4 separate regions of the Homo sapiens genome follow, and all the other regions are linked to region 2. Evidence: read pairs that join two places in POLR2A ChIA-PET (ENCODE). Cell type or tissue: MCF 10A. All regions are shown on one strand. Each heading gives the region's core, and the rest is flanking DNA. Links, peaks and the distances in the headings are about the cores only.

Region 1 (5,732 bases), core at 1,029-5,028, 110 kb before region 2:
AATTTGAAATTTGGAGGTGTTGCTTTTTGAAATGCTGTCCCCTCTAAGTCTTTGTCCCTCTCTTCCCATCTCCCTCCCCAGCCCCACTTCATGCTTACGGCAACAGGGTCTGAATTATATTTGTCTGTTTTTAAGACAGTGAAAATGCACTGCAATTTGGTTTAATGTACTTGAATGTAGCTAGTAATTTTGATAAAAATTTAATTGCATTTTTTTAAACAGACTCTCACTTGAAGTTCCTCTATGATGAAAAGGTGGACAAAAATTGAATAACTACAATTTATAATGTTCTGTTCTATCAATGAGCCTTCTTTTTAACAGAATAACTATTTTTTATAAATAAATTGTGATTTATTTTAAATTAAATTACTGGAAATCAGTCTAGTCACCAGCTTTAATTAAGAAATAGACTACCATCATAAGGGCTGTAGTGTTGATTTTAAAATTGCAAATAATTTTTAGGGGAAATTATGATAGCCCTCATAAGACCTCCTCCTCCTCCCGAACGTCTCCTGCCTGCCCTGCCTCTTCTGTGTTACGTGCCTGGCCACTGCAGGAATCTGAGCTGTGACCTTTGTCCTGCAGTCTCGTGCTTGGTGATGTCATCCGGTCCCAGGGTTTCAACTCCTGCATCTGTTGATTTGGAAGGCACACAAATCTGTAACTAGAGGGTGATTTCGCTCCTGAGTTGTAGCCAATGTCACCAACTGCTTCAATGTCTTTCCAGCGCCTTAAGACCACACATCCAAACCGGAACTCCTCATCTTTTACCCTCCCTTTCCTCTTCCCAACATCCCTATTTCCTTTAATGGGCATTTCCCACCCATGACCTGCCATTAAGTTGAGGGCAGGAAACCAGGAATAGTAGGAGGTTCTGGGGTTTGGAACTATGTGGGTCTGGATTCAAATCCAGGTTGGCCACCTCTTGGTCAAGTGCCATTAGGCAACTCACTTCTCAGATCTTCAGCTTCTTCATTTGTAAACAGAGAATTGTTTGGAGAAATAAGAGAAGAAAAGTATATTAAAATTTGGTTGTGTAATGTATTATCCAAACCAGAGCATATTGACAGTGAATGTGGCTATTGTTAATAATTATTCCATGACCCTCCAAAAAAGACAAAATCTTAAGCTGCACCAAGCAAAACAGGATGTGTGTTCATTCTACGTGTTTAGTGCTATGAGTAATGTAGTAGGTCCTCAATAAATACATGTTCCCTTTCCCTTCCTTCCTGTTATAACAATGTTTGTCTTCAGTATTTTCTGAATCTGCCTGTGGTTTCCATCCCTCCTACCCCTACAGCTGTCCTCAGTCCCTGACATTAAGACCATTGTAATGTTCTCCCAACCAGGTTCCTTGCCTTCCATTTTTCCCGTCTAATAGATTCCATGTACGTTTGCCAGATTAATCTTCTGAAACCACATCTCTTAAACCATTCTCTGCCTCAAGACCCCTTAATGAGTGCCCATTGCCCGCTTAATAAAGTTAAAACTCTACAGCATGGTATTTAAAAGTCTTCCTGCTTGGAGTCCAGTAGCTTTCCTCCGACTTAATTCCAAGCACTGTCCTTTGTCTATACCAGGTTCTTGGCAAACTCTACCATTTCCCAACAGCCTTGCCTTCCCTGACTGCTGGAGTCTTCCCTCCTGTCTCTGCCTGTTCAAATCCACTGTCCTTTCTGCTGAAGTGTGGCCTCTTCCAGAAAGGCTTCCCTTGTCTGCCCAGTGAGAAGCTCTCCCCCACCCTAAATTATCTTAACAATGTTTTATTCATATCCCTCTCTTTTTTATATTGTAGTTGATCAGGTTCATGTCTTAGACATCCCACAAGGAAGGGGAATGGGAGGCAGTTCAAGCCTCTTTGCCTCAGATAATTCACACATGAGAGGAATTCAGAAAATGCTTGTTGAACAATGAATAAATGACTGACTGAAAGTCATTTTTGCCTTCAATAATTAAATACTGCCATTGCTTTATCTTTAAGTAAGCAAAACTTCGTAAAACATAAGGCAGGTATTCTTATTTATTTTGCTTCGTTTAAGAACTAGGAGATTGAAGTCTTTACTATTATTGACAGTAAAGATTCTAAAACTACAAATGACTTTTTCCTGCATCTTCATGTTGATGTTATTAGCTTTATTTGCCTAAAAGAGGCAGCTTATTTAATAATTAGAAAAAAAACCCTGTAGCTCCAAGAAGCGAATTTTACATATCATAAAGTAAAAGTCAGAACCTGCTTACAACTCAGGTATTGGAAAACACAGTTTGTCTCATTGACTGCCTGTCCCCAAACTCCAAACTGTATGGGGCAACTTTGTCTTGCTTTTCCCTTGTTTCTGTTTCAATTTTAGAGGCGAATTTGTATATATTTTAATGTAAGATGGCTCTACTCTCTCTTTTGGCATATTTGTTTTTATAATTGTTTTATAGTCAATAACACATATACTTTTTTTAAATAGCACATCTGTGACTAAGGGAATAGGTTTTAGCAAATTTAAAAAACAAAAAAAATTGCTCCAGATCTCTTTAAGAGAAAGCTGCTCATTTGCAAAGAGATCATTTGTAATTGCCGGTGAATCTTGTGTAATGATGATAGAGAAAACCAGTCATCATTGTTCTCTGACTTCTGTTTCAACATTTATCCACTTGTTTGTCTTACAAAAGTGCTCAGGTATAATGACAAGAGTCACATCTGTTCAGGCTTGCCTTAAAATGGCAGTTACACATTCCATTCTTCTTAACTATATATATATATTTTTTTTTTTTTGAGATGGAGTCTCACTCTGTCACCAGGCTGGAGTGCAGTGGGATGATCTCGGCTCACTGCAACTTCTGCCTCCAGGGTTCAAGCAATTGTCCTGCGTCAGCCTCCAAGTAGCTGCGACTACAGGCGTGCCCCACCGTGCCCAGCTAATTTTTGTATTTTTTTTTTTAGTAGAGATGGGGTTTCACCGTGTTGGCCAGGATGGTCTTGATCTCTTGACCTCGTGATCCACCCGCCTTGGCCTCCCAAAGTGCTGGGATTACAGACCTGAGCCACCACACCCGTCCTCTTCTTAACTTTTTAATTCAAGAGATCTTTTTCTTTGCATTACATAATTCCCCAAATAATTCTGTTAGCTGCTGCAAATATTTTTACCAGACTTTCATCTCAGTGTGTGTTTTTGGAAGTGAAAATATAGACAGTTAATTTTTATTGAATTTAAAATAGGTAGGCCTCAGAATTAGCATAATTTTGTGAAAATTGTGTAGAATCTACTTAGGTGGCCATTAAAAATGAATGGAGTTAGCAAGGGGTAGCTAATTCCCATCCTCTCTCAGGGAACTCTGGGATGTCAAGGCAGGCCACCAAGGATCTTATTTTTATGAAGAACCTAGTGCCCTAAAGCAAGCTTGTCCAACCTGTGGCCCGCAGCCGACATGCAGCCCAGGACAGCTTTGAATGCTACCCAACACAAATTTATAAACTTTCTTAAAACATTGAGTTTTTGTCTTTTTTTTTTTTTTTTTTTTTAGTTCATCAGCTATCGTTAGTGTTTAGTATAGTTTATGTGTGACCCAAGGCAATTCTTCTTCTTCCAATGTGGCCCAGAGAAGCCAAAAGATTGGACACCCATGTCCTAAAGAAGATAATTCACTGTCTGAACTTCTATCATCAAATTAAGTCTCTTGAACAAAGGTAAAAGACTTCTTGGAAGTCAGAAGGTTGTCCCAGAAAGCAAGAATTTTACCTGTAGCCAGTCAGTCACCCTGTCAACAAATGCTTAGTTATGTCCTGGGCCCTGGACAAAGTGTTGAGAATGGGATTGGAAACAGCCCAGCAGGGTCCTGTGTGGAGTATGCTGTCTGGTGGAGAGGAGCCATTACAGCTGCCCCGTGCCCCTGCCCCGTGCCCCTCCTTCATCCCCATTTGGCCCTATTGGCATCAGAGGAAGACTTCGGAAAGCACTAAGGAGAGATAATCTTAAAGTGTCCTCCAGCCTGGGGCCTGGAAAATTCTAAATTCTTGGATCTAAGAGATTGTAAAATTGAAAAAACAAAAGCACAAAAACAGGCTTTTAGGGCCTAAAATATTCCAATAACCTTGCAGAGTCTTATCCTCCAAATATAGGCCAAAAGAGCTTGATCTCTTTGGAGTAATTTTTTTTTTCAACATGGAAAGCCCTGACTGATATTTTAGGGTTCTTTCAACAGGGTTCTTTTGATGCAAAAACGAAGATTTAGTGGCCATAGGGGTTGGGTCTTGGAGGACCTAGGGGTGGGCTGGCAGCATCTACTATCAGGGTGCACATGCACAGGGACCCAGGACAGGCCAGGAGGAGCTGGGGCCATCGAAGGACCGAGCTGCAGGAAGAATGGAAGAGCATGGGTTGTCACCTCATGGTCCTTAATGTGACTCAGCAATTCCCCCAGAGCTTGCTGCATTCCTCTTTATCTGTTAGGTATCTATTATCTACCTCCCTTAACCTCCTCTCTTTCTATTTTATCTTTCTCTGTAGTGAGTTCAAACACTTTAAAGCCTGAAACTCTTTCTTCAAGTAACATCTTATATTTAAAGCTGATAAAAACTGAACTGCAAAGTGGCAGTAGGCTCAGCCCCTCCCACTCGGACCTCCCCTCATCCCTGCACCAGTCCCTGTGTTACCTCCAAAAGAACCCCAAAAGCAGCTTGGAATATGCTTTGAAAAATCTCTGCCCTGCCCTCTTAGATTTGGTTCTCTCATAGTTTACTGTTCTCCGTGACCTACAATGACCACTTTAGGCCCCCAAGGGGCTGTATTTTGTTTTTTTCGCATCAGGCCTCTTTACATACAGACTGGACTATTCTTGAATGAAGCGCCCACCTCTGACCAGTCAGTTGTGGCCAAGGCGAAGATGGAGTTAAGTTGTACAAAATGTGGCTAGGTAAGGCTACCTCTACAGCGGGGACTGAGAAAGACGGTGGCCCTCTGCAGGACTGTGTGTGGGACAGGCACCATGACTGCCATGTGTGGGTGGAGCAAGTGTCCCAACACCAAAACTAGGAGAGTCTACAGGCAGGCAACAGCATCAAACAGCCACAGACCCACATAAGGGAGAGAACAGCTGAGGAGCAGGAAAGAGGATTTGAGTCGCCATTAGAGGGTGGGACCACATTTACTTGGACAAACGAGAGGGACTCAGAGGGCTTCGACTCTGGGACTATTGAAAGCTCAAAACCAAATGAAGAAAAGATTGTCACAAAAGTGATGAATTGGCCCCAAGATGGGTGTGGTCTGGGGAACAGGGAAAATAAAAGTAACCTTCATCTGCTCCTTTGTGTAGGTGTGGAGCTCGCTTTTAAAAAATGTGTTCTTTTCATTTCCAAGATGTCAAGTATAAAACGCCAACTCACTTTAAATTTAAGAGTTCAATTCTTATTCTCTTAAAAGGCAAAGGTTGCTTTTGTGGCCACATGAGACACTGCTTTGAAGGATGCCTGGCTAAGATCTTTTTGGCAGTGCCGGATCATGCCATTGCCATGATAGAAACCCAGATTTGGGGCCAGTAGGAGGAACTGTGACTCTCCAAGCCAAAGGAGGCAGAATATGGCCCTAAGTGGGCCCTGTGCTTCAGTAGGGGCAAGGCCTGACTCCAGGAGTACCCTTGGACTTGGCCTTAAGGCAGTGTGAAGACAGCAGCTCTGTTTCTTGCAATTTGAACAAAGCACATGAAACAATTTGTACTTACTACTCATATATGAAGACTTTTGCCTC
Region 2 (5,732 bases), core at 612-4,611:
CTTTTCTAACAGAATCTTTGGACTAACATGGCCTCTTTTTTTGATACAAATATTTTTGTTTGGACAGTGATTGAGACTGACCTGGACAGACCTAGAGAATGCCTCTTTGCTGTAAGATTGTTCCTCAATCTTTCTTTCATTACTACTTCCCTCTACCAAGGAACCTTTGTAGACCTGTTTTTTTTTTCCTAATTTCCACCACAGGAACATTTTTTATTGTGCTAAAATATACATAACATAATATTTGTCATTTTAGCTATTTGCAAGTATACTATTTAATGTCCTTAAATGTATTTACAACATTGTGTAACCATCACCAGTATCTATACCCAAAATTTTCTCATCATCCCCCCACATAAACTCTGTTCCCGTTAAACAATAACTCCCTATTCTCCACTCCCCCGAGTCCCTGGTAACTGATAGATACCATGCTTTCTGTCTCTGTGAAATTGCCTATTCTAGGTACCTCATATAAGTGGAATCATATACAATATGTGACCTGTGTCTGGCTTATTTTGCTTAGCATAATGTTTTCAAGGTCCATCCATGTTGTAGCATGTATCAACATTTTACTCCTCTTTATGGCTGAGTAATATTCCATTGCATGCATATGCCACATTTGATTGTTTGTTCACCTACTGATGTGTTTCTATATACATATATGTACATCTGTGTGTGTGTATATATGTGTGTGTGTATATGTGTGTGTGTGTGTATCTGTGCTTTCTACATAAAAAGTGCAAAATTGTTTTACCACCAACCCCAGAATGAATTTTCGCCTGCAAGAAGAGGGGGGATCTCACCCTCATTGATAACGCAGGTTCTCAGGTATAGATCCCCAGGTTTCCTGCCAAAAATGAGGTACATGTGTAGGTAATGTTTATTATTATTATTATTATTATTATTATTATTATTATTATTTTGAGACCAAGTCTCACTTTGTCACCCAGGCTGGAGTGCAGTGGTGTGATCTCAGCTCACTGCAACCTCTGCCTCCCAGGGTCAAGTGATGCTTGTGCCTCAGCCTCCCGAGTAGCTGGGATTACAGGCGCGCACCACCACGCCCAGCTAATTTTTGTATTTTTAATAGAGATGGGGTTTCGCCATGTTGGCCAGGCTGGTCTTGAACTCCTGACCTCAGGTGACCCACCCTCCTCAGCCTCCGAAAGTGCTGAGATTACAGATGTGAGCCACTGCACCCTGTCAGTAATATTTATATGTAGATAAACCACTTAGAGTGAAGCCAAGGATAAGGAAAATGACCTCAGAACACATAAGTATGAAAAGTCATCTTTATTCCCAATGCAATAGAGTTATCTGTATTTTATTTAGTCTTCACAATTGCCAACAGTTTATAAAGGAATGAACTCAAGAATGTTTGGAAAACAGCTGTAAGCAGTCATGTCAGGACCAAGCCAATGGAGCCGATATTCTAACTAAACTTTTGAAAGCAGTGGCAATTCATGATGTTACTATTCCCACTGAGTCAAAAATATTTCTGGAACACAAAGAGAATGATTAAGTAAGAATGTAAAATAGGAAAAAAAATGAAATCAATGTCACATCTGAAGATCAGAGGAGTGGGAAGCTGGTACCTGCTAGGGTATGCATGGTTGTGTCAGCATATGGCATGAGTGTTGGTGTCTAGTTGGAAGGCCATATGGCAAGGTATCTGGCACAGACTCACCTAGGTCTTATTCTCCTGTGGTTGCCCAATGCCATATTGTCTCATTCTGTAAAGAAGAGATTTAAAAGATTGTTGAACAGTGTTAATAAAGTCAGCCATTTCAAATACATGACCAGATTGTTTAACAGTGTTAATAAAGTCAGCCATTTCAAATACCCTTCAAATATCATCAAAGACAAGTAGAGACTGAGAAACTGCCAGAGTATGAGACTGCGGAGATGTGAAGACTGAAGACCACATGGGGTCCTGGATTGGATCCTGGAACAGAGAAAGGACATTCACAGGAATACTGGGAAATTCTGAATAAAGCCTATAATTTAGTACTGTCATATCAATGTTAATTTTTTAATTTTAGTCAATTGTCCCAGGATTATACAAGATGTTAACATGAGGGGAAGCTGAGTGTGTTGTGCTTCTTCTGTGAGTCTAAAATTATTTCAGAATAAAAAGTAAATGAAAATAAACAGCAACCAAGTTTCCAGTAGCTCCTGAGTATCAGAAGCGAACTTGAGACTGGCAAATGCTGAAGCATGGGGAGAGTGAGGGAGTGTATATTTGCATCATAGCAGCTTTGATGCCTGCCATAAGAGTGACTCCTGTCCTTGTCTCCTTTCCGATTCTTTTGCAGGGTGTGCTGGGTGCATCATGTAACTGGCATGTGGGTGTACCCTTTCCTGGAACACATTGGCCCAGGAGCCAGAATCATCTTCTTTGGGTCTACAACCATCTTAATGAACTTCCTGTACCTGCTGGGAGAAGTTCTGAACAACTATATCTGGGATACACAGAAAAGTAAGTATTGTCTGAGGGAACATAAAACAAGAGAATTACTGCCGGCAACAGTCTATGCAGAGACTGAGGGAAAATTCCACTGTAGCCTCTTCTTTTAGCCTTCACACAGGATCTCCTATAAAGAGCTCCATTTTTAAAACTACAATATGAATTTAAGAGCTGCTGACAGTTACCTGAAAGTTTTACTAGTCACTTGGTCTTGTTAGCTAGTAAAACCTCCAAATCTAAAGAGGAAAGAGGCATGTCTATAAAATTTTATAGGGAAAAATGTAGTGTTAGCAAAAAATATATATTAGGGAAATTTGTCCTCATTAACAACACAATGCTGCCTTAGTTAGCTAAAGGGACCTCAAATTAAATAGATACATTATTAAATGTAACCAATCTCCTTTAAAGTCACCCAGATCTCCACTTTCTATGTGGGTGCAGTCACCTGGGAGAGGTCTTACTACCATTCTGCTAGAGCTCTATCTAAGCAGTGTGTGATGCTCCGGCCACCTTGACTCACCAGTGGCTGTCACGGAAAGTCTGAAAGTGGCAAAGAGCTACAAGCAGTAAAAGATAATATTTCGTGGCTGGAAAAACTCTTTTAACCTGTGATTTGATTTCTCTTTTGTTTCCATTTATGGCAGAGCCTCCATCTTGGCAAGGCACGTAATCTTATCCAAGCTGTGCAAAACCTGTCCAAAGTGTATGTACAATAACATAAAAATTGAAAGGTGGAAAAAGCGCCAGCACAGACATGTAGTGATTGAGTCCTGCATGAAAATACATCCAAAGGCAAGATGGTTTGGAGATTTTAGGAAGCCCTGGCTCTTTCCTCTGACACAATCACAGCATTCTAGACATCCCCAGTAAATGGACTCTGTGACACAGACATTGAGCACCCTGCTTTGTGCCAGACACCCTGCCAGGAGCTCAATGGAATCAGACAAATAACGCACAGTGAGTGCATGGTTACTGTGCATGGTTACTGAATCAGACTTTTGTGTGTGTGGATCCTCTAAGATTGTATGTGTCAGGGTATTAGCCAATGTTAAATGGCGCAGAGGAATTTGAGGGTTTCTTTTCTCATCAGCTTTTGATTTTAATCAATGTTCTATTAGAAAAAGTATCAACATTTTTAATTCTGTTCAGGCCACAGCTTGGGGAACAAGACACTAATCTTTTAATAATGTTCCACCTGTTCAATGGAAATAGTGATCTTTCTCCATTAATTTACAGAAGTATTTAGTTACTTGACAAAAATATTTTGAGAACAAAATATAAACCTTTCTCAGCTTCTTGGAAGAAAAACTGTATTTAAACTTAAACGAATGTGTCCAATATATGTTATTCAGGAAGTACTTAAGTACCTGCTTACACTTGACTTGATTGATTTGACAGTCATTTGGCCACAGTTCTACTACTTCTATGAGAGGATGACCTGAAAACCACTAGAGAGAAATATCCACTCTACATTAATAGAATACTGCTTTTTAGCAGCTTTGAATGAGGAGTTAAAAATGAATAATGAAATTAAGGTTTTTTGAATGATTTGTTTAATTTATGCCATTCTTTTAAGTAACATAAGATTGACTAACTTTTTTTAAAAATTCATTTTAGATATGAAAATTAAGTTTATGTACCTAGGACCATCTAGTTAGTTCCACAAAGACAGATGTTTTGTGCCAAGTAAGTATCATCCTCATTTACAAGAGGGGTCACAAACTGCTGGCCTCCCCCAACTTCTACCTATCAAGTTCTGTTAGGCCTACATCGTGGAATTTTTGTTTTTGAATCAGTATTTTAAAATTGGGTGATTTTGGCTGGGCGCAGTGGCTCATGCCTGTAATCCCGGCACTTTGGGAGACTGAGGCAGGTGGATCACGAGGTCAAGAGATGGAGACCATCCTGGCCAACATGGTGAAATCCCATCTCTACTAAAAATACAAAAATTAGCCAGGCATGGTGGCGTGTGCCTGTAGTCCCAGGTACTCGGGAGGCTGAGGCAGGAGAACTGCTTGAACCCAGGAGGCAGAGGTTGCAGTGAGCTGAGATCATGCCACTGCACCCCAGCCTGGCAACAGAACAAGACTCCATCTCAAAAAAAAAAAAAAAAAAAATAGGAGATTTCACATGAAGGCCAGATTTTCAGCTTCTTAGGAAATATTTTAAGATCTGGAACACAGAGCCCACTGTTCTATTCTGGTGACAATGGTTTAGAATAGAGTATCAGTTATCCCTTGGCTGGGCACGGTGGCTTACACCTGTAATCTCAGAACTTTGGGAGGCTAAGGTGGGCAGATCACTTGAGCCCAGGAGTTCAAGACCAGTCTGGCCAACATTGCAAAACTCCATCTCTACTAAACATACAAAAATGAGCCGGGCGTACATGCCTGTAATCTCAGCTACTTGGGAGGCTAAGGCACGAGAATCGCTTCAACCTGGAGGCAGAGGTTGCAGTGAGCCAAGATCGTGCCACCACACTCCATCCTGAGCCACAGAGTGAAACTCTCAGAAAAAAAAAAAAAAAACAGAAAGAAAAGAAAAAAGAATTGAGTATCAGTTATCCACTTTAGATGACTAACTTTCCCTCGTTCTCACCTGGCCACTTTACTCAGTCACATTAGCTGCCTGATTCTGTTAGCTGTTGAGTCAAAAACTACTCACTAAAAGCAGTGTGTTAGGATGAATTGAGGACATGGGAGTACAGTACTACAATCCTGAGTATTTCACATCAGTTACTATACAATCCCCCAAGAAGAAGGAAGATTGCATTGGAGCCACCCTCCTTTTTCCATAATGGTTTTTAATAGCTCAACTCTGTCTACTTGGGTAACTTATGTTAGCTACAACTTCAAGATAAAAATCACATTATTGCAGAATCTTACTGCTGAAAGAGAGATTGGAAATCATCGAAACCGACCCTTTCCTTTCACCAAAAGTAACTGAGGCCCCAAAATCTTAAGTGACCCTCCAGAACAGGTGATGGCAGAGCCAGTGCCTTCTAACTGATGTTCAGTCCAGTCTCCAAATTTCCCCTTTGTATAAGAATACCAGTTGTATTTGATTAGGGCCCACCCTGATGACCTCATTTGTAAATACTTATCTCCAAGTAAAGTCACATTCTGACTTTAAAACCACATCCTGGGGGTTAGGATTTCAGCATATGAATTTGGAAGTGGGGGACAGAGTTCAGCTCATAATACTTCACTCTCTCCCCACCAGAATACATGTCCTTCACCCAATGAAAATATTCCATCCCAACAAC
Region 3 (5,626 bases), core at 1-4,000, 91 kb after region 2:
CTTTTCAAAAGGAAAAAACAAAACCATGGTACTGAAGCAATTCACCATGAGCTGTACAATGAGCCACATCATTCGGTTCCAATCACAGAATTTGAACAAGCAGCTTCCAATCTCAGCCTTTTACCTACTCTAGACCAGGGGCAGCTAACATTTTCTCGAAGGGCCAGACGCTAAATATTTTAGGCCTTTGTGAGTCGCATGGTTTGTCACCACTGCTCAACTCTGCCATTGTAGCACACGAGCAGCCACAGACAACACAGAAACAAATGGGCATGGCTGTCATCCAATGTAACTTTATTTATGGACACTGAAATTTGATTGCCATATAAGGTTCATGGGTCACTAAATATTATCCTTCTTTTGATTTTTTTTCAATCACTCAGAATTGTAAGACCCATTTTTAAGTCATGAGTGGTACCGAAACCGGCAGCGGGCTGGATATGGCCCATGGGCCATACTTTGTGGACTCCTGCTCTAGATTCTCAAGTTCATGCTTCAACATGTTAAAGAAAAATTTATTTTGACACTTGTTAAGGTAAGGAAGACTTAATTCAGGACTACAGTGATAGGTTTTAAAACTATCGCAGGTTTTAAAACTATCCCAACAAGAGGAAGAGATCAGGCTCAGCTCTGAATACAACCAGAACATGTGGGGGTTTATAACTAATGGGCAGAGTGAGGGGGTCAGTGATTAGGAAATTACTAAGAGGAGATATCAAGAGTAGAGTTCTTGCAAAATGAACTTAACAGGCTTCTCGTTGAAGGGAGGCCAAGGACTTACACATCAAAAGTAGGGGATGAGAAATTTCATAGATATTGGGGATGTGGGATTCTCTCTAAACTAGCTTAGCAGGATTCTTGCTAAAGCTGGGCTGTATAGGCCCATCAAGAATGGGGGCCAAGGTGGAGGCCTGGTTAAAAAGAGGACTTAGGGCCTGACTGAAGTTTGGTCAAGGAGAGAGCCTTTGTCAAACTACACCATGAAGCCTCCTTAATAGTCATGGATATGTGGTGTTCAACCCAATATCCACTTAGAAATCAGGTGATAAATAGTCACGAGCCTGTTTTCATTAGCTCAACTTGAAGAAAATGTAAGATCCTAAAGATGTCAAACTTTCAGCAGAACTCACCAGTCTAATCCATAAAAATCACGTCGCCCATCGCTCCTTTCCTCACTACACAAAATTAGCAATTTACAAAGGAAATAGTTGGCAGTTGTCTTCATAGATGAAGTCAATGTAGTCTTATTCCTTTGCCAAAAGGCAGAGAAACCAATTCCTGGTGTCTGGTTTCCCTGGGGCTATAAGGCCAGTTCACGTAGGACCACTGGGAAAGACAAGCTTTGGCATCACCACAGATTTTTAACAAGGCGCTATACTACTTTTAAAAAAGATTTAAGTAATTTTTTCAAGAGCTTTGGCTTTTGCTATTTTTACTGACATTTTGAAAGTAGCAGTGCTTACAACATTTTAAGTCTAGATGTCTCTATGGAAACCCAAGATAACTCATATTTTATGACCAAATGACAACCTACCTAGAGTGTTTATCCCATTGGATCACCATAGGTCATCTGCAGTATCAGAAACATCTTAGGTCTATTTTCCAAAACCCTATCTTATCAGGCATAATGAAATTTATATAATTATTACTTTTGCTGAGGAGGAAATTAGGAAGGAAAGAATTTATTTCTCAGGCTTAATTTTGATGCTTATTAAGATATCACTATTTAAAACATTCTTATTAGAAAAATTTTTTTTATCAATTTTGGCAGACAGTAAAAGAGGAAGAATGCAATCAAATAATTTAATAGTTGCTTTGAAATTTATGTCATTAATTTTCCTCCTCTCCTTTCCATCAGTGTCAAATACATTTTCTGTTTAAAATGTAACAGCTCCTCTTCCCACAGACTGCTTATTCATTGCAACAGAGAAAAAAGGTAACTATATAGTGAAGGAATAGGACAACACCTTGACCAGATGACCAAAATTGACATCACCTTGGTGTGACGGCCTTTGTGTGCCTCCAGATGTGATATCCTGTGAGGAACTTAACATCAACCAGCACCTGAATCTAATCACAAGAAAATATCAAATAAATTTAAAACAAGGACCATTCTATTATTTAAAAAAAGAAGAAGAAAACAGAAAGGAGGCAAAATGACTGTATTATTTAAAAATGTCAATGTCATAAAAGACAAAGAAAGCCAGTGAAAATGTTCTAGACTAAAAGAAGCTAAAGGCAGACCGGTGCAGTGGCTCACGTCTATAATCCCAGTGCTTTGGGAGGCCAAGGAAGGAGGATTGCTTCAGCCTAGGAGTTCAAGACCAGCCTGGGCAACATAGTGAGACCTTGTCTCTACAAAAAAAAAAAAAAAAAAAAATTAGGTGTGGTGACATGAGTCTGTGGTCCCAGCTACTCAGGAGGCTGAGGAGGAAGGATTGCTTGAGCCAGGTTGAGGCTGCAGTGAGCTGTGATCATGCCACTGGACGACAGAGTGAGACCTATCTCAAAAAAAAAAAAAAAAAAGAAAAAGCTGGATTCAAGACAAGTAAATGTAATGCTGGACCCTAGACTGGACCTGGGATTATAGGGTAGTGGGAGAACTTCTTTACAGGACATTATTGGGTCAGCTGACAAAACTGTAATACAAATGATAGATTCAAGTATATCAATGTTAAATTTACTTAAGTCAATAACTATACTGAAGCATTTCGGGGTAAAGGGCCATGGTGTGTTGTGTTTGTGTGTGTGTGTGTGTGTGTGTGTGTGTGTGTGTGTGTGTGTGTATTTTATATATATATACTTTTCCCAGTAAAAAGTTTAAAGAAAAATTAAGAGTTCTTGCCTACACTGAAGCTCTTGGCCATCTATTTTCTCTCCATGATACTCCAAATACAACACAGGAAGAGATGGTTGTGCCAAGTAACAAGAAAGCACAAAGATATTTTAACATGATCTTTTATCAGTGATTGAAGCCTACCAAAGCATTACATACCACCCATTCTCCACAGTTTGTTGCAAAGACCAGCAAACACTGGATAACTCTAGCAGCTTCTAAATGTAATCATTTCCCCCTAATTTCTCTCAACAGGGCAGTGATTCTAAAACCTTTTTGTATCTCACCACTTTCAGAACTATTTTGTACACAAAACAAGTCTTTCAGCTGGTGTCTTGGACAGGCACTATCAGTATCAATCAATGGAATTCAAGCTGTTGAACTAGGACATCTTAATATTTTAACCCGTGTCTAAGTAGCTGGGGAATGTGGTACTCAGGAAGCTGAATGACCTCAACATATATCCATAATTCCTCACTGTCACTTGGAAATTGCTAGCAGAATTCCATAGAGCTAATGTCTATGACACCCTCAGTGGTCCTGCCCTCCAATCTGCAGTATGCCATATTAATGATTTTCTCCCAAAGCGATGGAGGGAACTGTGCCCCAGTCCAAACATTTAGGACAGATTTTCGATAGGTTAATTACTGAAGAGGGAACCAAAAAGATGGTAAACCACAATTAAATTGTTCAGCTATGCTTCAGAATCAGGAAACACTACTTATCCATCATTCTCCAAAACAGCAAAGACGGAACATATGTATATTGTTAAGTCTTTTCTATCCTTCCCTGTCTATCACTTTATTATTTCCTTCATTCTTTTAGTAGCGACAGTCTCTGGGCTAGAATGCTCATATACTATTTTCGGCTTTGGCTTTTTGTCCTAGATAGTCTTCTTATTCACTTTTCCCCAAATTTCAATCAGTAATTTCATTTAGCAAATGTTTACCAAGAACCTACTGGACATAAGATGCTCAGCCAGACTTACTGGGTGGTACTCTAGAGAGGCAAAACTCCAGGTTGGTTGTCCTACAAATAATCCCCAAGAAAATGATATGAACACAATAAATGCAATGAAATCTGCTTGCAGGAAAGCATAAGAAGCCAGAAATGAATTACGACCAACTGCAAAAAGGAACAAACTAGTAGAAGCACTAAAATTCAATGAGAAGATAATTTTTAAAGTGGATGAAATTGAAGGTGCATGTAACATTATCACAGATTTAAAATCATGCATATTCTCCATAAAACTTTTCAAATGCAGTTAAACACACACACACACACACACACACACACACACACACACAAAACCAAGCAATTATAAGTCCTCTGAAGCATGTAACTGTGATTAGCTGCTACTCTCAGCAATATAAAAATACTTTCACCACAATTACATTCCAGCCTGTAATGTAATTCAAAACAAACAAGTCAGAGACATCGCTCAAATGACAGAACCAACAAATACAGATGCTTTGCATCAAGGAAATGAATCTACTGAAGAAATGCAACTGAGGAGCAGCAGCCCCTCCAGGGCCTGGAGCTGAGCTTCTGGTGGAACGGCGAGGCCCCCTTCTGGGCAGAGGCACACAGTGCGCCCAGAGGGCTGTGCAAAGCTGCCCTGTAGTCATGGAGGTGAACTGGGGACTTCCTGCTGTGGATACCCTTTCCAGTGTTGTGTTCAAAATTTTACATTTTAGATTTTAAATTTATTATATGGATTATAAAAGAAATAACCATTTGTTTCAGATTAAATTGATCATTCTATTTTTCAGTCAGCATTCTCACCACCAAATGGCACCTATCCCCTTTACCCTGTGTTCCTTTTGCTTTTTGCCATAACTCTTATTGTCCTCCAATAAACTGTGTAATCTATCATATCCATCTCCCCTTGCTAGAATATAAGCTCCATGAGGGTGGGATAATTTGGTTTTTTGCTCAATAACAATTGTCCCATTTATGTCTTTATCTTTTAAGACTATTCATCTTCAAATAAGACATAAATAAGGTTTTATTATAGCAATATGCTATAATTTTTAAGTGACAACTCAAGCACTTGTTTTAAAAGTATGCATTTTTTCTAAATGCTTTATAAAAGCAAAGTCTTTTCTAAGGACCATATAATTATGGTCTCTATATACACAACTTATATACAATTTAGAGAGAAGTCACAGCCCCCAGTGCCCTGGAAGAACATCGTAGCTGCAAAAAATGAAGAATCTGATTCTGAAATGCCAGTCCTGGAGAAGGTGTTCTCAGGGTGGCAAACTGCAGTCCAAACACACTCCAGGTCCCTGGGTCTGGCCACACATTCTCTAAGAAGTCAGCACTTGCCTGGACTGGGCACTTGTGGCTAGAAGGGTATGCACTACTTGCTAATTTCTAAAACCTCAAACCTTAATTTTCCCCCATCTTAAAATGGGAATCAGCTTCTGGAAAAGCTAATAACTGTTTACAATTGTCAGACTTCTAAAAAGTGCTAATTTGTTCCCTTAACAGAGCAAATGATGAGAGACACCATTTTCCTGCAGATTAAAAACAATATATAAACATATGATTCAACGATGTCAACAGCTTTCAGTCTATGAATCTTGTCCAGGTCACTTTGGGTCACTTGGTTCTTTCATCAGAACATGTTCAAGATTTCTGACATTCCTTTTTCCGAACTTTCGATTTTGGTGCTGTGAAAAGAATAGAAAAGAAAAAGAAAATGAAGAGGTAAGCTCATAGCAGATTCTCTTTGTATGGATTTAAGGGAAGGACATTATCCACAACAGAAAACTGACCATTTGG
Region 4 (5,732 bases), core at 1,051-5,050, 100 kb before region 2:
TTTGTTGAATTAAATAAGATATACTATTAAAGTTAACTTCACACTTTTCTTTTTTACACTCTTTTTTCTTTTATAATAATCATATTAGTATAATCATATTACAACTATAATATGATTAATATTAGTATAATATTAACTGTTATAAATTAAGAATATCCTATGCATTAATAAGACAAATATATCATTATATTTTTGCATTTTAATAATAATATATATGTATCAAACCATGGATATTATTACTTAGATGGTCAGTAAAATTAGTGAGTCAACCTAGAATTCATTTTCAAAATACTATAATAGCATAAGTTGTTCTTAGATATAGGAAAGCTCACGAAGACAGTAAGAGAATAACTAAAATTTGAGAACTATTAATCAACAGAGGAAAGTCTGACTCCTCAACTTGTCTCCAGTTTTACACCTTGCCCCTCTTTATTTCAGCCTTTCAGAACCATTTGTTGCTCCTTAAATGTACAATTAACTTTCACACCTCCCATTCTTGAATTAAAATGTTGGCTTAATCACATCACATGTGGATGACCTTGGGAAAGTCAGTTACACTCTTTGGCTTTAGTTTCCTCATCTAACAAATAGGCATAAAAATAAATGAACCGCCACCCAGCAAAACTTTCTTAAAGTTACTGGATATCATATAGTATTGTGTAAACTGTAGTAAATTATACAGATATAAGAGATTATAATACTTTATCTTAACATCTCTCACAGTGCATAGCAAGTGTTCATTACATAGGTGTTAGAGAATAAATGAATGCATACCACTGATGTTCAGGTTTGAAATGGCATTTATTTCATTAAGCAAGCATTCACAGAATGGCAGTACCTAATGCCGAAATAGTGGAGGAAGGATTTTTTCCTTCAAGATAGTGAAGGAGACTAACACCTAAAGAGGTAATTACAAATAAGGTATTATGCTAATTTTTAAAATAGACATAAGATGAGGCGCATTGACTTAGCTGGGAAAGCTTCCCAGAAGAGGTGATACTGAAGCTGCATCTTACAAGATGGGGAGGAACTATCTCGTGAACAGAGTGAAAAAGGGCTCTCTTGGCTGAGGGAGCATGGGCATAGCTATAGACCAGTAACGTCCAGCAGAAATATAATGCAAGCCACAAATGCAATGCAAACCAGATTAAACAGAAGTTCAAAGAAAGTGTGAAGTTAGCTGTAATAGTATATCTTATTTAATTCAACAAATACTAAATGTTACCATCTAACAGATAGCCAGTATTTTAAAATTATAAAGATATTTTACATGCTTTATTTTGTGCTCAAATAAATCTTCAAAATCTGGCATTTACACTTACAGCACATGTCAGTTTAGGCTAATCATATTTCAAGGGCTTAATAGCTACATGCATGTTGTAGCTACTGTGTTTGATAGCATACGTATAGATGATGGAGGAAAAGCCCAGAATACTAAATAAACCATGAGTTCTTTGATATGCCTCTGGCACAGATTCTAGGTGGAGACTGGTGGAAGATGAAAGGGAAATGTAGTCAGATATCAGAGCATGAAGGCCTCAGATACCAAGTCAGGGGATCTCTCCATTTAATCATAAAGGCATTGTGGAGCCTTTGCCACCTTTGAAAGATTTTATATAGATCAGATTTGAGGTTTTGAAAGATTCCTCTGGCAAATGTGTGAAGGATCAATTGTGGGGGCCACAGTGCAAAGAAAGTTGGAGGTATTTCTCAATCTGTTCTGTTTCTCTGTGTTTAATGGAATTTTCATATAAACCCCAGCAATTAGTAGACAGGCAGCCCTTCTGAATTAGCAGTGTTTCCTGAGTTTTTAATTCTACTCCAGAACTTCATGAGAATTAAGGGTATGGTGGAAGCAGAGCTAAGAATATCAGGTGTTAAGACAGAAAGTCTGGCATGTGGACACCCTGAGGCTCAGGCGGAGCAGCCCATGAAGTGCGGTTCTTAGTCAAATAGACTCTGTCCTCCACCAAACCATGGTGCACAGGCAGTACACCATCACCAAATGCATGTGTGCAGGCCAGCTGTCCCTGATTGTAAGGTATACATCAAAGGGAACTATCCACCATCCCCCAAACACCTTCTTTGCCAAGATGCTTCTTACCCCTAAACTCTAGATAATAATCCTTCCTTTGAGGTAAAAATTGATTTTTCTAGCCCATCTTTTCTAAAGAGGCAAATGTCTTGAGTAGGTTACATGTTTTTATCACCATAACCTGCTAATAACTGAGTTATTTGCTTCCCTTTCCCTTTATGGCAGAATACAAGCTTCCCAAATTCATTTTTCTCCCCAAAATTGCCTACTTCACAGGGTCCTTTCTTCTTCCTTTTATTTTGCCTTTCTGCCAATTTTGCTCCATGGCACCATATTAGCTCCATTGGCCTATAATCCAAAATTCTGCCTATCAGTACATGTTTATGTGTGGAAGGTGGTGCAAATGGACATAGACACTTAAAGCGATGTCCTTTCAGAGTCACACTGGCCATGCCTCCTGTTTCTTCTGTTCTGGGAGCTCCCAGGCCTATGCTAGTCCCCCTGAGCCAAATAATGACAACTGGCATGTGCATGAAGCAGTCAGCAAGCTTGGAGGCCACCACCAGAGGGAGGTATTGCCCTCTCTGGTGGAGTTGATATCCATGAGTCTCACTTCTGGACCCCTGGGATCTGCCCCCACTCCAGGCACCACCCAACCCTCTTGTCCCGGATGTCCAGAAAGGGGTTGAAGCATGAGGGGATTCTTATGGCCATCACCTTGGGGGCACGGACCATCAGGGTGGCTCTGCCTCGCACTGCAGACATTTTTTAAATCTGAAATTTAAAACCCAAATTTTTTAATCTAAAATTTTTTACATTTTAAAACCAAGTCCTGAGATTATATGACCTTGGGTGATTATTTTGCTCAAATTAGAACCCAGGAAATTTGGAAATATTTGGTGGTTTGACGAGATAAAGAAGAAGGGGGAAAATGAACCCTGCTTATGTATTGTTAAAAGGCAAACCATAGACAAGTTAAATTTAACAGACTTTGATTGAGTAAAGAATGATTTGTTAACCAGAGAGCCCCCAAACCAGAGTAGGTTCAGAGAGACTCTGGCCCTGCCACGTGGTCAAAGAAGATTTATGGACCAAAAAAAAAAAAGAAAAGAAAAGAAAAGAAAAAGAAAGCTGATGTGTAGAAAACAGAAGTGAGGTATAGAAATAGCCAGATTGGTTACACTTTAGCATTCATCTTATTTGAATGTGGTTTGAATAGTTGGCCACGTTTGATTGGCCTAAACTCAGTGATTGGTAGAAAAGTAGGTTACAATCTGTTTACACATTCAGATAGGTTACAGTTCACTATGTGCAGAAAACTCTTTAGGCTGAATTTCAAGTATGTAAGCAGTAGCTTTAGGCTAAACTTAATTTAACAGTATGAATGGGGAATTGCCTTCACTTTGCTGTGCCACATGTAAATAATTGTTATTTTTTTCTCTAGCATGCACATAGTTTGCCAAGTTAGTAAATTATTAGAAAGTCTTTTCTTCTTTCTTTTAAAAAAAGAACCTGTACTTTGGGTGAGATGCCGCTGGGAAGCCAGCTCCGTTGCCTCTCTGGCATCTGTCCATGGTGCTTGAACGGCAGGCAATGATACTCTGAAAACTACAAAGACCCCCCTAAACACACCTCTGCCCATCTAGGTCGGGGGTTGGTGGTCGGCGGGGGGACTATGTTGCTGTGAGGAGAGGAAGACTTGGACTTTGACAGTTTTTCCCACTGTTAAGTAAAACCTTAGGCAATTAGCCTTTTCAAAGGTAAAAGATTTCTTTTTATAATCTCTTGTTACACAAACACACACACACTTATAAAAGAAGAAAAAGTAATGTTGCTCAGGAAAATTGCAACAATGAGATTGACTCCTGTTGCTTTTGTCAATTGCCTTCTTTCAGAAATAGATTAGAGTGATGAGTGAGAATGCCATAAATATCCTAAGGGAGTTCCCCAAAGAAAAGAGAAAATCCTTCAGAGTTCCCCCACCTGGTTGGGAGCATCAGATGTCTTTCAGGAGCTTTGCTTCAAAAGAGAAGAAAACATTGATTGAGAGCTGACTAGGAATTGTCTTTCTTTGGGAAAAAGAAATAGTTCAGTTATTGGAGAAATAAGTAGGAAGGGGAAAAAAGTACCCATCCATCCAGTGTTGTCTCGCTGGGGCTTCCCTTTTTTTAACTGAGATTTTCAAGTGTTCTTTCTGGAATCGGGTGAGTGAGGATTCCTCACACAGATGCTGATTAGGATATTTCTGTCAGAAAAGAATGGATCAGAATTAGACTCAGGAACCTAAACCAACACCATTGATAATAAGATGGAACAAAAATGCTTGGACCTTTAATTTAGAAAGTGGCCTTTCATGACTCATGGTGGATATCCCATGATACATAACATGAGCAAACGCTACTTGGGAGATGAGGATGAAATGAACTCCAATCAGATTGTCTTGGAATGTGGCAAAGGGATTATTCCCTCTGAGTTAAATGCACTTCCCTTCCTGGGGCGGGGGTGGAGAGGCCTAATCATTACTACATAGCCCTGCATGCATGCATGTATTTATTCATTCATTCATCTGTCATTCATTGAAGGCCCACTGAAAGTTAGATGATGTGGTAGGAGGTAGGGATTTAAAGATGAACAACAGATGACAAGCTGAAATTCTAGTGGCAGAGTGGAAAATGGTGACATACAACCTAAGGTGGTAGGCTATGCCCCGGGTGCTGTGGAAACTCAGAAGACAGGATTTTTCATCAAATGAGATGCTTTGAGGACTTTATTCCATGCAAGTTTTTTTTTTCCTAAATAGAATTTAGTATTTCCTTTCATCATTGCTGGTCTCTGTGAGGACATACGTGTTTCTGTAACACTGGAAGAAGGAAAAACATCTGAAATTTGTATAGATACCTTTTCGCTTTGTGGCATGTGGTCATATTTTATAGAATAATGGCAGGGAAGGTATGTGGGAAATGTACATATCTACAGGACTTTTCTGACCTGAAGCTAAACCTGTGCATGAGAAGGGGAGTACATCAAAGAAGCTTCTGGAATGGAAAATGGTGGCCTTTTTCTGCTAAATGCCTCCCTGGCATGCCATGTTCCCAGGCTCCCCATCTCACTCTCTTCTCCCCTGATTCATTTGTAGGGGAAGAAGAAAAGTCTAGGTTCCTGGCTGAGGCCCCTATAACAAAGATAAATAAACAACAGAAAAGGATACCGTTGTATTTAGGTTTTACGTGACATGGATGCCTTCCTAAGGTAAAGGAAGACCTGAAGAAACAGGGAAACCATGTATTTTTTATGCTAGGTTTAACACAGAAGTGGATAGTTATGAAGTATAATTGGACTAAAAAGTGTGATCTACTGATAATAAACTGGAGGAAATCCTGTTTTTTCCAATTCTTCTCTTCAAAGATAAAGATGCTTCTTTCCTCTGGATCTAGGGAGGGCACCTCTCCAATGAGGGTCTCCCAAGCTTTGCTTCAAAGAAGGTAGGGCAGGGAAGGGAGGAGATGAGAAGACCTTCCTACTTCTGCCATTTTCCCAAATTCCTTCAGCTTAAAATATTTTCGGGTATATATACTGAACCCCATCACATTTTTATTTTCTTGTATTTAATAAGCCCCAAAAATGTGAGGTTTTATTTGACCAGGATATCTGGTTTCTGTTTCCTTTAATCCTGGGAAGCCTTCTTGGGCCTTACGAG

What was found. ChIA-PET counts read pairs that join two places held together with the same protein. Peaks named below come from ENCODE experiments on the same cell type or tissue, not always from the same donor. Only the 100,000 strongest peaks of a DNase experiment are listed, where the experiment ranks them.
Region 1: POLR2A ChIA-PET joins it to region 2 with 23 read pairs; 2 of 35 experiments call an interaction of 5 or more read pairs at or near these places.
Region 3: POLR2A ChIA-PET joins it to region 2 with 27 read pairs; 2 of 35 experiments call an interaction of 5 or more read pairs at or near these places.
Region 4: POLR2A ChIA-PET joins it to region 2 with 10 read pairs; 2 of 35 experiments call an interaction of 5 or more read pairs at or near these places.

The regions. Positions count from the first base shown.
Region 1 is chr6:143,223,496-143,229,227 of GRCh38, forward strand. The region is part of intron 3 of AIG1 (androgen induced 1); the gene reads left to right. Among named protein-coding and RNA genes, the nearest start is that of AIG1, 170 kb to the left of the region's middle. In MCF 10A, for the core only: no CTCF peak of the experiment used is centred there; a DNase peak (open chromatin) is centred at 2,636.
Region 2 is chr6:143,330,967-143,336,698 of GRCh38, forward strand. It overlaps AIG1 (androgen induced 1), which reads left to right. Exons shown (of 6, transcript NM_016108.4): 5 at 2,316-2,479. Among named protein-coding and RNA genes, the nearest start is that of ADAT2, 120 kb to the right of the region's middle. RefSeq lists an enhancer at 2,001-3,200. In MCF 10A, for the core only: no CTCF peak of the experiment used is centred there; DNase peaks (open chromatin) are centred at 2,325, 3,415 and 3,865.
Region 3 is chr6:143,422,993-143,428,618 of GRCh38, forward strand. ADAT2 (adenosine deaminase tRNA specific 2) reads right to left here. Exons shown (of 6, transcript NM_182503.3): 5 at 5,620-5,626; 6 at 1-5,514. The coding sequence ends at 5,471. Among named protein-coding and RNA genes, the nearest start is that of ADAT2, 25 kb to the right of the region's middle. RefSeq lists an enhancer at 4,477-4,546. In MCF 10A, for the core only: no CTCF peak of the experiment used is centred there; no DNase peak of the experiment used is centred there.
Region 4 is chr6:143,230,452-143,236,183 of GRCh38, forward strand. The region is part of intron 3 of AIG1 (androgen induced 1); the gene reads left to right. Among named protein-coding and RNA genes, the nearest start is that of AIG1, 170 kb to the left of the region's middle. In MCF 10A, for the core only: a CTCF peak has its summit at 2,591 (motif pointing right); a DNase peak (open chromatin) is centred at 2,600.